Regions from separate parts of the Homo sapiens genome. Here region 2 is linked to region 1. Evidence: read pairs that join two places in POLR2A ChIA-PET (ENCODE). Cell type or tissue: HepG2. All regions are shown on one strand.

Evidence for each region. Peaks named below come from ENCODE experiments on the same cell type or tissue, not always from the same donor. Only the 100,000 strongest peaks of a DNase experiment are listed, where the experiment ranks them.
Region 2: POLR2A ChIA-PET joins it to region 1 with 5 read pairs; 2 of 35 experiments call an interaction of 5 or more read pairs at or near these places.

What each region holds. Positions count from the first base shown.
Region 1 is chr16:14,586,443-14,594,442 of GRCh38, reverse strand. PARN (poly(A)-specific ribonuclease) reads left to right here. Exons shown (of 24, transcript NM_002582.4): 13 at 1,065-1,142. Among named protein-coding and RNA genes, the nearest start is that of PARN, 40 kb to the left of the region's middle. In HepG2, a CTCF peak has its summit at 1,129; no DNase peak of the experiment used is centred here.
Region 2 is chr16:14,325,089-14,333,088 of GRCh38, reverse strand. MIR193BHG (MIR193b-365a host gene) reads right to left here. Exons shown (of 2, transcript NR_170633.1): 2 at 2,027-7,076. Among named protein-coding and RNA genes, the nearest start is that of MIR365A, 20 kb to the right of the region's middle. In HepG2, no CTCF peak of the experiment used is centred here; a DNase peak (open chromatin) is centred at 3,168.

The sequences.
Region 1 (8,000 bases):
CACGCCCGGCCCCTGATGTTTTATGTTAAAAATGGTGTCACCTGGCTGGCTAAATCTAAATTTATGTTCCATTTTGGAAATTTAATTTTTATCAAAATGGACTAATTTGTTGCACATATAGTGTGAGACAGACACACCGCCCATTGCACGAAGAGGGCTGCCAGCACATATATTGTATTTCGGTTGGCTGAAAGGCAGTGACTTTTAATGGATGTGTGTTTAAGAACATGCCCCATGAATTTTGACATAATGATATAGGAAATGCAATTCTGTTTAATATAGTTAGAAATTAGTTATTTTTACCTTTTAGCATTGGTATGAATGTATCTTTTAAAATAAGTGGGTTGTTTTAAAGGATGCAGCCCTAAAATTTGTGTTTAGTTTTTTCCCAAATTATTTGACAGTTTAAGGGAGTCAACGCTTTCAGATTTTACTTTTTTTTTTTTGAGACGGGGTCTCACTCTGTTGCCCAGGCTGGAGTGCAGTGGTGCAATCTTGGCTCACTGCAGCCTCTGCCTCCCGGGTTCCAGCGATTCTCCTGCCTCAGCCTGCTGGGTAGCTGGAGTTATAGGCATGCACCACCGCACCTGGCTAATTTTTCTATTTTTAGTAGAGATGGGATTTCGCCATGTTGGCCAGGCTGGTCTCGAACTACTGACCTCAGGTGATCCACCCGCCTTGACCTCCCAAAGTGGTAGGATAACATTTGTGAGCCACCGTGCCTGGCCCAGATTTTACTTTTAAAAAAACTTTTCAATCAAAATTTTACTACTTCTGATTCATGAGGGTGGCATAATTAATAAAAATTCAAGAAAAAGATCAGTGACATCAAAGTCATTTGTGCTTTCACTTTGCTTTCTGGATTTAACATTCCAAAATGGAGGAGGAATGAAGCCAGCCCAAATTAGCTTATTTGTACTTTTTTTTTTTTTTTTTTTTTTTTTTTTTTTAAGTCTGGAAAGCGAGTTTAGTACAAAGTCCTCTTGGAATCTGAACTATACATTCTGAAACCCCAGTATAATTTCGAATGTAGAAGTCTTTTTTCTAACCTTGACTTTCTTTAGGGAAAACTTGTTATTGGACACAATATGCTCTTGGACGTCATGCACACAGTTCATCAGTTCTACTGCCCTCTGCCTGCGGTAAGTGACCTGTTGGTCTGTGTTTAATATTAGCAGGATTCTTTTTATCTGAAAAAATATTATTATGATGCTTTTAACTGAACTGTCCTCTACTTGGGTGCCATTTCCTTGTATGCAGCATGTTCCCAGAGAGAATCTTATGCACTCAGTTGCACATTTTTTTTTCCTTGAGATGTATTCTCACTCTGTTGCCCAGGAGTGCAGTGGTGCAATCTTGGCTTGCTGCAGCCTCCACCTCTTGGGTTCAAGCGAGTCTCCTGCCTCAGCCTCCTGAGTAGCTGGGATTACAGGCACCCGTCACCACGCCCAGCTACTTTTTGTATTTTTAGTAGAGATGGGGTTTCACCATATTGGCCAGGTTGTTCTCGAACTCCTGACCTCGTGATCCGCCTGCCTTAGCCTCCCATAGTGCTGGGATTACAGGCCTGAGCTACCACGCCTGGCCACAAACTTTTTTATTAAGGGATCTTCAGTCACTGCCATTGCCAGAGGAAGATTAAACATTTGTTTCATTGTCTTAATGCCAGTGGTTTGCTCATTTAGTGCTGGGCAGGGATTCCCAGGCCACAGGTGTGGGCTGCTAGTTTGGTCCTGCTACAATTAGACATAGCAGGGCCATTGAAGGTAAGTGGTGGCAGCTGAAGTGGGTCCAGTCCTACAGAATTCTTGATCGCCCTTGCTAGGCTGCTTCCCTTAGATTCTCTGCTGACCTCAGTAGTGCATTTTTCAGTCCTTGAGCCAAGTTGCCTTGGTTGACCAAAGCACAAGCTGCTTTGGTTCCTCTACTGGCTCTCCCTCTTCTGCTCCATACGGTTTGCGTGGCCTCACGTTACTTGTCCCTCGCCACTCTGCGCTCCACTCTTTTATTTCCTCTTCATCTTTTTTGTCTTTTAGTGATCTCACTCACTTTACAGCTTCAGCTGTAGACACCAACATCTTTATCCCCAGCTGTGGTCTCTGTTCAGATCCAGGTATACATTTCATGCTGGACTCCAGACATCCCTACCTGGATAGCCCCCAGACTAAGTGTTGTTTTGAATTGACGTGGCTCAAATGAGATATTTAACTTGTACTTCTTTTCTTTCTTACTGTCTCCAAACCACTTCTTTCTCCTCATCCCATTACTATAAGTGATTCCCAGTTACCAACCCTGTTTTTAGCATCAGTTTTGACTCTTGCTCTGTCTCCAGATCTGGTCATTTCCAAAATTCTGACGATTTTATCTCCATGCCCTCTCTCACATCTGGATTCTTTTTTTTTTTTTGAGATGGAGTCTCACTCTTTCACCAGGCTGGAGTGCAGTGGCATGATCTCGGCTCCCTGCAACATCCGCCTCCTGGGTTCAAGTGATTCTCCTGCCTCAGCCTCCCGAGTAGCTGGGACTACAGGTGCGTGCCACCATGCCCAGCTAGTTTTTTTGTATTTTTAGTAGAGACAGGGTTTCACTGTGTTGGCCATGATGGTCTCAATCTCCTGACCTCCTGATCTGCCCGCCTCAGCCTCCTAAAGTGCTGGGATTACAGGTGTGAGCCACTATGCCCAGCTGATTGTTTTTATTTTTGTTGCAAGCGGCCTTATTTCTCATCTTTGAGTTTAGCAAATTCCAGGCAGCATTTCCTGTCCCCCTTCAACCTTCAGCCCATCCTTTAAAATGAACGTTGGCACGTTTTCTATAAAGGGCCAGATAGTAAAATATTTTCAGCTTTCCATGCTGCATAGTTTCTGTCACAACTCTTAGCTCTGCCACTGTAGCCCCGAAATGCCATAGAATACGTAAACCAATTGGCATAGCCGTGTTGCAATAAAACTTCATTTACAAAATAATTGGTTGGCTGTATTTGGCCTATGGACCATAGTATGCCACTGGACTAATCTTTTTCTTATTTTAAATAATTTTTTTTTTTTTTTTTAGAGATGGAGTCTTACTCTGTTGCCAGGCTGGAGTGCAGTGGTGCAATCTCGGCTCACTGCAACCTCCGCCTCCGAGGTTCAAGTGTTTCCCCGGCCTCAGCCTCCCGAGTAGCTGGGACTACAGGCGTGCACCACCACGCCCTGCTAATTTTTTTGTATTTTTAGTGGAGATGGGGTTTCACCATGTTGGCCAGGATGGTCTCGATCTCCTGGCCTCATGATCTGCCTGCCTTGGCCTCCCAGAGTGCTGGGATTACAGGTGTGAGCCACTGTGCCCGGCCTTCCCCATATCTTTTTAATAAAATAGAGACTAGGTCTCACTCTTTTGTCCAAGCTGATCTCAGGGTGCTGGGCTCAAGCGGTCCTCCTGCCTCAGCCTCCCAAATAGGTAAAACCACAGGTGTGCACTACCACGCCCAGCTAAAAGATTAATATTTTGTTACTTCTAGATTGGAAGACACCTGCTTGAGAGTTCAGTCTCACTTATACATCTGTAAACCTTCAGTTACTTCACATTTCTTAGGTCCCATTGTTCCGTCAGCATTTTGATTACCCTCCTTTAAAAAAGTACAATACAGACGTCATGAGTGGGTCAGTTGCTCCCCTTGTATTTCTTAAAATTTAGGTTGTCATCACTGTTTAAGACAGCTCTATCACCTTTTAACACCTTTTAGGACTCAAAGACTTCATAGTTGTGGGTCTCAAAACAAGTGTAAAAGGTATGGAATTGCATTTCTTTTTTTTTTTTTTTTTTTGAGACTGAATCTTGTTCTGTGGCCCAGGCTGGAGTGCAGTGGTGTGATCTCTGCTCAGTGCACCCTCCGCTTCCTGGGTTCAAGCGACTCTCCTTCCTCAGACTGCTGAGGAGCTGGGATTACAGATGCCTGCTACCATGCCCGGGTAATTTTTGTATGTTTAGTAGAGACGGGATTTCACCATGTTGGCCTGGCTGGTCTCGAACGCCTCATCTCAGGTGATCCACCCGCCTCCGCCTCCCAAAGTTCTGGGATTACAGGCGTGAGCCACCACGTCTGGCCTGGATTGGCATTTCTTAAGTCTAATGAGCTAATGTTTATTTTATGTCACTCACCACACTTCTGTTTTTTTTTTTTTTTCTCTTCTCTTTCCTACCTTTTTTTTTTTTTTTTTTTTTTTGAGATGGAGTCTCACTCTGTCACCTAGGCTGGAGTGCAGTGGTGCGATCTCGGCCTCCTGTGTTCAAGTGATTCTCTTGACTCAGCCCCCCGAGTAGCTGGGATTACAGGCGCCCGCCACCATGCCCAGCTAATTTTTGTATTTTTAGTAGAGATGGGGTTTCACCATGTTGGCAAGGCTGGTCTTGAACTCCTGACCTCAGGGGATCCACCGGCCTCTGCCTCCCAAAGTACTGGGATTACAGGTGTGAGCCACCGGGCTTGGCCTGGATTTGCGTTTCTTAAGTCTAATGAGCTAATGTTTATTTTATGTCATCCCACTTCTGTTTTTTTCTTTTCTTTTTTCTTCACTTTCGCACCTTTTTTTTTGAGATGGAGTCTTACTCTGTCACCTAGGCTGGAGTGCAGTGGTGCAGTCTTGGCCCACTGCAACCTCTGTCTCCTGGGTTCAAGCGATTCTTCTGCCTCAGCCTCCTGAGTAGCTAGAATTAACAGGCGCTTGCCACCATGCCTGGCTAATTTTTGTATTTTTAGTAGAGACGGGATTTCGCCATGTTGGCCAGGCCGGTCTCGAATTCCTGACCTTAGGTGATCCGCCTGCCTGGGCCTCCCAAAGTGTTGCGATTACAGGCATGAGCCATTATGCCCGGCCATTTTTTTTTTTCTTTTTTGAGAGAGTGTCTCACTCTGTCACCCAGGCTGGAGTGCAGTGGCGCCATCTTGGCTCACTGCAGCCTCAACTCCCTGGGCTCAAGTGATACTCCTACCTCAGCCTCTCGAGTAGCTGGGACCACAGGCACATGCCACCATGCCTCACTAATTGTTTTGAAAGTTTTGTAGAGACAGGATCTCACCATTTGCCCAGGCTGCTCTCGAACTCCTGCGTTCAAGAGAAGTCTGCCCACCTCAGTCTCCCAAAGTGCTAAGATTATAGATGTGAGCCACCACACCTGGCCAGATCACCCACTTCTTACTGGCCAAGTAGATCAAAGTAGCAGCTCCTCTCTTGACTTTTTGACCTTTATTATTTATTTATTTATTTATTTATTTATTTTTGAGACAGAGTCTTGCTCTGTGGCCCAGGGTGGAGTGCAGTGGTGCGATCTTGACTCACTGCAACCTCTGCCTACCGGATCCAAGCGATTCTCCTGCCTTAGCCTCCCGAGTAGCTGGGTTTACAGGCACCTGCCACCATGCCCAGCTAATTTTTATATTTTCAGTAGAGACGGAGTTTCACCATGTTGGCCAGGCTGGTCTTGAACCCCTGACTTCAGGTAATCCACCTGCTTTGGCCTCCCAATGCTCTGGGATTACAGGTGTGAGCCACCACGCCCAGCCTGTTCATTTGTTTTTTTGAGACAGAGTCTCACTCTGTCGCCAGGCTGGAGTGCAGTGGTGTGATTTTGGCTCACTGCAACCTCCCTCTCCCAAGTTCAAGTGATTCTCATGTCTCAGTCTCTCAAGTAGCTGGGATTACAGGTGTACGCCACCACATCTGGCTAATTTTTGTAATTTTTTTTAGTGGAGATGGGATTTCACCATGCTTGCCAGGCTGGTCTCGAACTTCCGGCCTCAAGTGATCCACCCGCTCGGCTTTCCAAAGTGCTGGGATTACAGGAATGAGCCACCCGCTCCCAGCCTTTTTTGATCTTTAAAGCAATGAAGTTATCAGCAAGGCAAGAGGAAAATGTATTTAATTCTGTGCTTCTAGGTGTTTCGAATACTGAATAGAGCTTGGCACTAGAAGGCATTAAATATCGATTTAACAAATGAAGTATCTCCCGACTGCCAGTTTTGTAATCTTCTGATGTATGGCTCCGTTCCTGTCACTGACCCTGCTGAAAATTCTAAATTAATCCCACACTCTTTGTTTTCTAGGCAGTTGACTATTTTTACCCATGCATAACAGGCTTTCTGTGATCCAGCCCAACCTTTCTGTGTAGTCTAATCCCTTGTTGCTCTCCTTTTTCCAAGACTGACTTATTTGTTCCCTAAGAGGTGCTTTGTTTAATTTCTTCCAACTTGAATTTTCTCTTGTTGTTCTCAATGTTTGTTGTTCACAGCTTTCCCTTAACTTTCCGCGGTGCAGCTTTTGCCTTCTCCATGAAGTTTTTATTGCCTGCTACCTTGCCCAAGAGGTGATCTTTCCTTTCTCTCAACTCCCACAGAACATTGTACATCTCTATGTTACATAAATTTTGTCTTGTATTATACAGCATAACCCCCTTCTAGGTGGTTAGCTCCTTGGACAAGGGGTGTAGCCATTTTGTTGTGTAAGTGCGTAACATAACACATTGCGTGTAAGCAGTTAATGAATGGCCTGACTTAACACATTGTATGTAAGCAGTTAATGAACGTTAAGTGGAATGAAAGTGGTCTTGAATTAAATTCTGGTAGAAAGAGCAAGTGATTTGTTGTAGAGTAGTAAGTGGGTTAGGATAAGCAGTTTTATCCTTCACTTTATTACTAAGGCTACCTGGTAAGTAACTTAACTTCTTTATGTTCTGGCATTGTCAGAGAAAGAAAATGTTTTGTTTTGTTTTTTTCCATCTACCTTTAGAAGAAGTGATGAGAAGAAATTAGAAAGCCTAATAAATTAGAAGGCTGGGTGTGGTGGTGCATACCTGCAGTGCCTGCTACTTGAGAGGCTGTTACAGGAGAATTGCTTGAGTGCAGGAGTTCAAGGCTAGTCTGGGCAACATAGTGAGACCCTGACTTGATAAAAAGGTAGAGCTTTTACATGCACTGGTATCAAAATTTGCATTTAAAAGGATACTAAATAATCCACATTTTGGAGTTGCCTTTTAGAGGAGAGTGTTTTCTTATGAACTATCTTGATACTTGAGCATGACCTTTTAGAAGACATTGGTCTAGAACTGTGCTATATGTTGGCCCTGGAGGTGGCCGTAATTCTCCTTGTTCCTTGCTTGTAAAGCTTTCTAGTGGTATTGAGAGATTACAAACATCATTATTGCATTTTTTGACGTTGCATTGAAATCGCCTGTTCATGCTTTGCCCATTAATTTATAGCCAGTGAAAAGCTGGTAAATATATCAGGCTAGCTAAATACAGTCTGTATTTACAGGCTTGAAAAGCTAATTGGAAACAGCAGTTTCCTATGAAGCATGAATAACATTGAAGAGAAGTGTAGTTTACAAAGAGTCAGGAGTATGACTACTCAGTCTAGCATGGCAATTATGTATGTAAATGAGTTAATTCAAAATTAGAGGACTCTCATTTCAGCTCTAGACTTCCTGATCAAAATAAACTTGAGAAATGAATTGTCTAATCTAGGCACTTGCTATTAGTGCCACTTGAGCAATTTTCTGGAGTTGAAACAGGAATCATATGTGTATTGAAAAGCCTGTGTTTCCAAGGCCATTTTTACTAACATTTCAAAGGTGATCTCAGGAAAGGTCTAAGCTAGTTTACAGTATGCCCATTTCCTGTGTAAACCATTTAATTTAAATGACTCTGCTTGTCTCACTGTTATGATAAATTTGTGTGGTAGATCGCAGCCTGTTAGCTATTACTGGAAGTTTTCTGCTTTTATTACAGGCCTCTCAAATAGGTAGGTTTTAACATTTTATTGGACCCCCTGCCCCTTCCCAATTTCAACTATTAAATCCTTAAATTTGTTGTTTTGGTTATGCAGAAGTTAGTTATCAGGTTATATGGTTCCCAATGAGTGAGGAAATTGGGAAGGTTTTGTGTTTTTTTTGTACTTGTTAACTAGAAATGGGTTTTGTAGTTTAGCTTAAGGGCCCCAACAGCTTGTTTGAGAAGACAGCTA
Region 2 (8,000 bases), 260 kb after region 1:
CCTTACTGTCTATGGGATGGAATGCCCAGCTCATCCCAGTTGGCCCAGAGCTTTCCTGGTTTTAGCACCTAATGTCTCCAGTCCCAAAAACCTCCTAGTCCTAGGCACGCTGGGATGGCTGGCCACCCTGCTTTAGGACAGGATTACATGGGGGCAGTAAGAGTTGGCTTCCCTCACTGAATAGGGCTTCCCTGCACCATCTCCCCAAGCAGTGTGAACACAGGCTCAGCTACCCATTTGCTATGTGGCCCCAGTCAAGTTACTTGGCTTCTCTGGGCCACTGTTTCTTCATTTGGAAAATGATCTGGAGAGCTTTTCAGTCTTCTGGCAGCACTGATTTCCTGGCCCTGCTGTGGCATTTCAAAGCTTCATCAATGCACAGAGGGCTGAGCACAGAAGACAGGGCCACAGAAGGCCACACCAGTAGTGTGGCCTTTGGCAAGGTATCTCACCTCTCTGTGCCTAAGCTTCTCCCTCCACAGGATGGGAATAATGTGACTTAGCTCATAGAAATGTGAGCACTAGGCCAGGCACAGTGGCTCACGCCTGTAACCCAGCAGTTTGGGAGGTGAAGGCGGGTGGATCACTTGAGGCCAGGAGTTCAAGACCAGCCTGGCCGACATGGTAAAACCCCATCTCTACTAAAAATACAAAAGTTAGCTGGGCATGGTGGTGCGTGTCTTTAATCCCAGCTACTCAGGAGGCTGAGGCAGGAGAATCACTTGAACCCGGGAGGCAAACGTTGCAGTGAGTCGAGATCATGCCACTGCACTCAAGCCTGGGCAACAGAGCGAGACTCCATCTCAATAAATTAAATACATTAAATAAATAAGAAATGTGAGCGCTAAATTAAATGAAATGATCCTGTGTGATTGCCATAACTAGATACTCATAGTTGAAAAGTATAGATGTTCTGGTTAATGAAAAGTATGACTGGGAGTTGTGACTGCTAATTTTTTTAAAAAGTGGAACATGAGGCCAGGTGCAGTGGCCTATGGAGATTGCCTCTCACCCCTGAGTAGAGTTCCATGAGTTGGAGACTAGATCCTTTTTTGTCACTGTCCATTCATAGTAAAGATGTGTTGAGCAACTAACTCAACAAAGGTCACATTATACCAGCTTTATATATTTTATTATTATTTTGAGACAGGGTCTCGTTCTGTCCTCCAGGCTGGAGTGCTGTGGTGCAATCACAGCTCACTGCAGCCTCGACCTCCAGGGTTCAGGTGATCCTCCCACCTTAGTCTCCCGAGTAACTTGGGACTACAGGCGTGTCCCCCCATGCCCTGCTAGTTTTTGTGTTTTTAGTAGAGACGAGGTTTTGCCATGTTGCCCAGGCTGGTTTTGAACTCCTGAGCTTAAGCAGTCTGCCCACCTCAGCCTCCTAAAGTGCTGGGGTTACAGGCATGAGCCACCGTGCCCGGCCTATTTTTTAAAATTTTTGTAGAGATGAGGTCTCACTATGTTGCCCAGGCTGTTCTAAAACTCCTGGGCTCAAGTGATCTTTCTGCCTCAGGCTCCCAAAGTGCTGACATTACAGGCATGAGCCATGCCCAGTCGTGCCCCCTGCCTTTTTTAAACATTAAATAAAACTGTATGCCCATTTTATAGATGAAAAAAAAATGAGGCTCAGGGAGGTTTCCGATCCTGCCATTAAGTGGTGAAGTCAGAATTTGAACCTGGATCTGATTGAGAGTCCTGTTCTCTCCACTGACTGGCCCCTACTTCTTCAGGGGGCACACAGGGAGGGCCAGAGGGATGGGGAATGGGTGCAGGGAGGCAGTTCTGGTGGGAATTCTCCCAAGGGAGCAGCAAGACAGGGCCTGGCATGACACTGGTGGCCTGGCCTCACCCCTGTGGGGACCAGAACTTTGTGGATGCAGCTTTCCCTCCCCACTGGTTGCCATGGAGACGGGGGTGGGATGCGTGAAGATCTATCTCAAGCCTGCTACCCAGGCTTGTCCCAGAGATGCCAGCAGTGGGTGGACACACTAAGCATTGAGAGAAAGGAAGGAAAAGGCTGGTCTTTACCTCTTTTTTCTTTTTATTGTGAAAAGCTTCAAGCACACATAGGAACGGAGCGTGTGGTACAATAAGCCTGGCTTCAGCAGTCAAGTCTCAGCCAACCTTATTCCATCCACGCCCTCTTCCCCTTCCCTCATCCCAGATTACTCTGAAGCAAATTTCAGACGTCAGTCATTTCTTTTACAAACATTTCAATGTATAACTCCAAAAAATTTTTTTTGGCCACCTTCACTCCTCCTAAAACTATTTAATAACAGTAATGCTTTTACTATCAGCAAATACCCAGTTAGTATTCAGATTTCTCTGGTTATCTCATAAAGCGTTTCTTTTTTTTTTTTTTGAGACGGAGTCTTGCTCTGTTGCCCAGGCTAGAGTGCGGTGGCATGATATCAGCTCGCTGCAACCTCTGACTCCTGGGTTTCAGAGATTCTCCTGCCTCAGCCTCCTGAATAGCTGAGATTACAGGTGCACGCCACTGCACCTGGCTAATTTTTGTATTTTTAGTAGAGACGGGGTTTCACCATCTTGGCCAGGCTGGTCTTGAACTCCTGACCTTGTGATCCACCCGGCTTGGCCTCCCAAAGTGCTGGGATTACAGGTGTGAGCCACCGCGCCCAGCTAAAGGGTTTCTTTAGCTAGTTAAAATCAGGATCCAAATAAAGTTCGAATGTTGCCATCGGTTGGGATTGCTTTTGTATCTCTCCTAACCTGTAGGTTCTCTTCCCTTGTCTTTTTCTTCCTTTGCAATTTATTTGTTGAAGAAACTGGCTTGTTTGTTCTGTAGTTTCCTGTGGTCTGAATTTTGGTTATAGCATCTCCATAGAAGTGTCATGTGCTCCTCTTCCCGCTATATTTCTTAGAAATTGGTAGTTAGGCCTAGGAGATAACTTAGATTGATGTTTGATTTTTTTTTTTTTGTATGAGTACTTCCTATTGGTGGTTTTGTACTTCCATTCAAAGGCACACACTATCTGGTTGTTCCTCTTTGCAATGTTAGCAGCTGTTGTTGATGATCATTGTCTAGATCCACAATTTCTTCTTCTTTTTTTTTTTTTTTTTTGAGGGGTCTTGCTCTGTCACATAGGTTAGAGTGCAGTGGTGCAATCATAGCTGACTGCAGCCTTGACCTCCTGGGCTCAAGGGATCCTCCCACCTGAGCCTTCCAAACAGCTGGGACTACAGGCACATGCCCAAACCTGGCTAATTTTTTTTTTTTCTTTTTTTTTTGTAGAGACAGGATCTTGTTGCATAGACAGGTCTGTGTTGCCCAGGGTGGTCTTGAACTTCTGGCCTCAAACAATCTTCCCATCTCGGCCTCCGAAAGTGTTGGGATTACAGGGATGAGCCACTACACCTGGCCCATTATTTCATTAGATATTACAACATGGTGGCATACTAATTCTATGATTCTGTCTTTGGTAGTGGACATATGTCTATAAAAGGTATCAATTTATCAACTATTTGGCTACCAAAAAGTATGGTTTGTACCAAAAAGGATAAATGCTTCTTTCCCTTTCTTTGACAGTTTTCAAAATGAGTTGGGTTTTCCAATATCCTCCCATGGTGATAAATGAATTTTTCTTTTTTTTTTTTTTTTTAAGTATTGTCAACTCATAGATTTGGACATATATGACATGTTTCAATCCATTAAAGTCATTCTTTTTTTTTTTTTTTTTTGAGATGGGCGTCTTGCTCTGTCACCTAGGCTGGAGTGTAGTGGCACAATCTTGGCTCACTGCAACTTCCGCCTCCTGGGTTCAAGCGATTCTTCTGCCTCAGCCTCCCAAGTAGCTGGGATTACATGTGTATGCCACCACACCCGGCTAATTTTTTATATTTTTGGTAGAGATGGGGTTTCACCATGTTGGCCAGGCTGGTCTCTAACTCCTGACCTCAAGTGATCTGCCCACCTTGGCCTCCCAAAGTGCTGGGATTACAGGTGTGAGCCACCGCACCTGGCCTATAGTCATTATTATTATTATTATTATTATTATTATTATTATTTATTTTTCTGAGACAGAGTCTCGATCTGTTGCCCAGGCTGGAATGCAGTGGCCTGATCTCGGCTTACTGCAAGCTCCGCCTCCTGGGTTCACGCCATTCTCCTGCCTCGGCCTCCCGAGTAGCTGGGACTACAGGTACCCCACCACCACACCCGGCTAATTTTTTGTATTTTTAGTAGAGACGGGGTTTCACTGTGTTAGCCAGGATGGTCTCCATCTCCTGACCTTGTGATCCACCCACCTCGGCCTCCCAAAGTGCTGGGATTACAGGCGTGAGCCACCGCGCTCGGCCCATTATTGTTAATGATGCTCAAACTCTCCCCATTGGGAGCCACTCCATGTTGTCTCCTGCATCCTTTTCAATGTGACCCTCACCTTCCTTGCTATCAAGGAAGCAAGGAATGACCAGATGTTCCAGGCTCATCTTGAATTTTTTTTCTTGCCTCAGACCTGGAATTGGTTATTTCTTCATGCCCTCATTTCTAGTCGGAAGTGGCGTTTAGACACCATAACCTGGGTGCTGGGGTGTTCACTGCTATTGGATGGCTCATTATTTCTAAACTTTATGGTTGACAGAGCTAGCAAACACCTGCTTTACTTTGTAAGACAAAAATATAGCATGAATTCATACTGATGCTTCCAATTCCAATTCGGGGCTACGGGTTTTTCACCTTGTCTCTGTGATCTTACGTGGGCATCTCCTTTCTTCCATGATCATGTGACAAAGCCTGTTTGGAAAAGCAAAGCTCCCTACTGTGATTCTCATCAAGCTGGAAGCGTGTGAGAAAGCACTTCAGTTTCTTCCCTCGGATATGAACCTGAGCTCTCTGATGAGGTGGTTTAGAAGTGGCCCTGGGAGAAGCCCACTTCTTGGTCACAAGATACTGCATTCTCCTGGCAGATGAACCAGCTGCTTCCAGCATCCTCTGTGTGGGTCCTCACGCCTAGCTGCTCTACGTGCTGGCTGCACAGTGGCATCACATGGGGAAGTAGAAAAACCTCTGATGCCTGTCCCCACCCGGCTTAATCACAGTGAAGTCAGATTATCTGGGCCTGGGACCCTACCATCATTTTTTTTAAAGAATTGCAGGGGCCAGGCGTGGCGGCTCAGAGCTTCTAGCACTTTGGGAAAAAGCTCACAGCTTCCAGCACTTTGGGAAGCCGAGGTGGTAGGATCAGGAGGTCAGGAGATTGAGACCATCCTGGCTAACATGGTGAAACCCCGTCTCTACTAAAAATACAAAAAATTAGCTGGGCGTGGTGGCAGGCGCCTGTAGTCCCAGCTACTCGGGAGGCTGAAGCAGGAGAATGACATGAACCCGGGATGTAGAGCTTGCAGTGAGCTGAGATCGCGCCACTGCACTCCAGCCTGGGAGACAGCGAGACTCCATCTCAAAAAAAAAGAATTGTAGGTAGGCCGGGTGCGGTGGCTCATGCTTGTAATCCCAACACTTTGGGAGGTCAAGGAGGGTGGATCACCTGACGTCAGGAGTTCGAGACCAGCCTGGCCAACATGGCGAAACCCCATCTCTACTAAAGATACAAAAATTAGCTGGGCGTTGTGGTGTGTGCCTATAATCCCGGCTACTTGGAAGGCTGAGGCAGGAGAATTGCTTGAACCTGGGAGGTGGAGGTTGCAGTGAGCCAATATCACACCACTGCACTCCAGCCTGGGTTACAGAGTGAGACTCCGTCTCAAAAAAAAAAAGAATTGCAGGTAATTCTAATGTGTAGCCAGGGGATACAGTCACTGCTCTGTTCCTTGCTTCTCAGCAGAGGGAAGAAAAAGAAGCAACAAGGCTGGCAGATGAACTCTGCCTTCAAAGCCCATTAGCTTCGGCTTGAATTCTGGCACTGCCAGGTTCTAGCTATGAAATCTGAACCTGGCTGGGCGTGGTGGCTCACACCTGTAATCCCAACACTTTGAGAGGCTGAGGCAGGTGGATCCCCTGAGGTCAGGAGTTCGAGACCAGCCTGGCCAGTGAAACCCCATCTCTATTAAAAATACAAAAATTAGCTGGGCGTGGTGGCATGCACCTGTAGTCCCAGCTACTCAGGAGGCTGGGGCAGGAGAATCACTTGAACCCAGGAGGCGGAGGTTGCAGTGAGCCGAGATTGCACCACTGCACTCCAACCTGGACAATAGAGCGAGACTCCATCTCAAAAAAAAAAAAAAAAAGGAAATCTAAGTCAGTGCTGACCAATAGCACTTGTGCAACCTTCAAATGGTCTATATCTGCACTGTCCAATGTGGTAGCCATCAGCCACAGTACACGGGGCTGCTGGGCACTTGAACTCATTGTTAGTGCAACCTAGGGTGTAAATGTTAAAATTTATTTAATTTTAACTAATTTACACATCAATAGCCACAAGGAGCCATCACAGCTACTGTCTTGGACAGCACCACTCTAGAAAATGACCTAACGTCTCGTGGCTTCACATCTGTAAAATAGGGAATAATAGGGGTTATTTCACTGGATATTGACAGGATTAGTGTCAGGATTAGAAACAATGTATATAAAGTTCCTGGTTCCCACAAAACACTCAATAAAATGCTGCTTATTTATTAACATCAGCCTAATACTCAAAAAAAATTGCCTGGAAAACAAATGTTCAGAAGCACCCTACCACAGAGGCTAAAAATTCAGAGCCGTTCCAGAGAAACTCAGAAAATATTCCTTAATTGTAGAAGTTCAATGGCAGCAGGAGGTTATCAGTTACAAGGGCTGTATTTCATTACAGATCCAGCCGCAGCTCAATAAATTAAGCAATCACTCAGAATAACATGTTGCTTTAATCCCCTCTCTTGGAGCGGTTCCAAGTTGTTTGGTTTTATACACGCTCAGCCCTGAAAGGGGACTCATACTGGGCTCATTTCTTTCCCCTCAATTCATCAGCCCCTCTCTGGAAACATCTTTGCATCTCCCAACCAGCAGGAGAGAGGATTCCAAGCCAAGCAGGCCTCCTTTTATCAAAACTGGAGCCTTTTCCATCCTCTGGCCTTGACGTGTTCCACGTTTCATTTGCTGAAATTACTGGCAGGTTTATCTGCAATGAAAAAAAAGACACCTTTTAGCAGCCCAGTTCTGGGCATGTAGAGAGAGCTAACTCTCGGCGGCTTTTCCATTCTCATCTTCTCTCGAGTGGTTTATAATCTCACAGTAGAATTTTGTTTCCCCTAGAAACTTGGCACGGGAGGTGTCAGCCTGGGAACATATTTGTTTGTGTAAATTAAAAGAAGAGTATGTTTTGACCATATTTAAGTTCTAACTGCACTAAAGAAATAAATACCGACTTGCACAACGCTTCTCGCTGCCGCACGGTTCTGGCTCACCTCCCCAAACTCTGTCTTTGTTAATAAAACCCACACTAACAAGAGCTCTTAATAGCTTATCTCCTCAGACAGCTACAGGGACAACCTCAGAAGCCATGTCTGCCCCGACCCAGGCCCACATAGAAAATCCACTTACCTCATTTGGGATTTGCTTCTCCTGACACACCGCATTCTTGCTGGGGTAGAAAAGGGTATCAGAAACAGCACCCTCACCAATGTAGGCTTGTTTTTTTTGGTGGGGGAGGGACAGGGTCTTACTTTGTCACCCAGGCTGGGGTATAGCGGTACAATCACAGCTCACTGTAGCCTCGACCTCCCGGGCTCAAGCGATCCTCCTGCATCAGCCCCCCAAGTAGATGGGACTACAGGCATGCGCCACTATGCCTGGCTAATATTTGTATTTTTTATAGAGACAGGGTTTTGCCATGTTGCTCAGGCTGGTCTTGAACTCCTGAGCTCAAGCCATCCTCCAGCCTCAGCCTCTCAAAGTGCTGGGATTACAGGCGTGAGCCACCAAGCCCAGCCTCTACAGGTATACCCTTGATGTGCATGTGAATGATAACCTTTTGAAGGCCCTGGGCAATAGCTGTAGAAATTTACAATGCACACCTCTTGGCTGGGAGCAGGGGCTCACATCT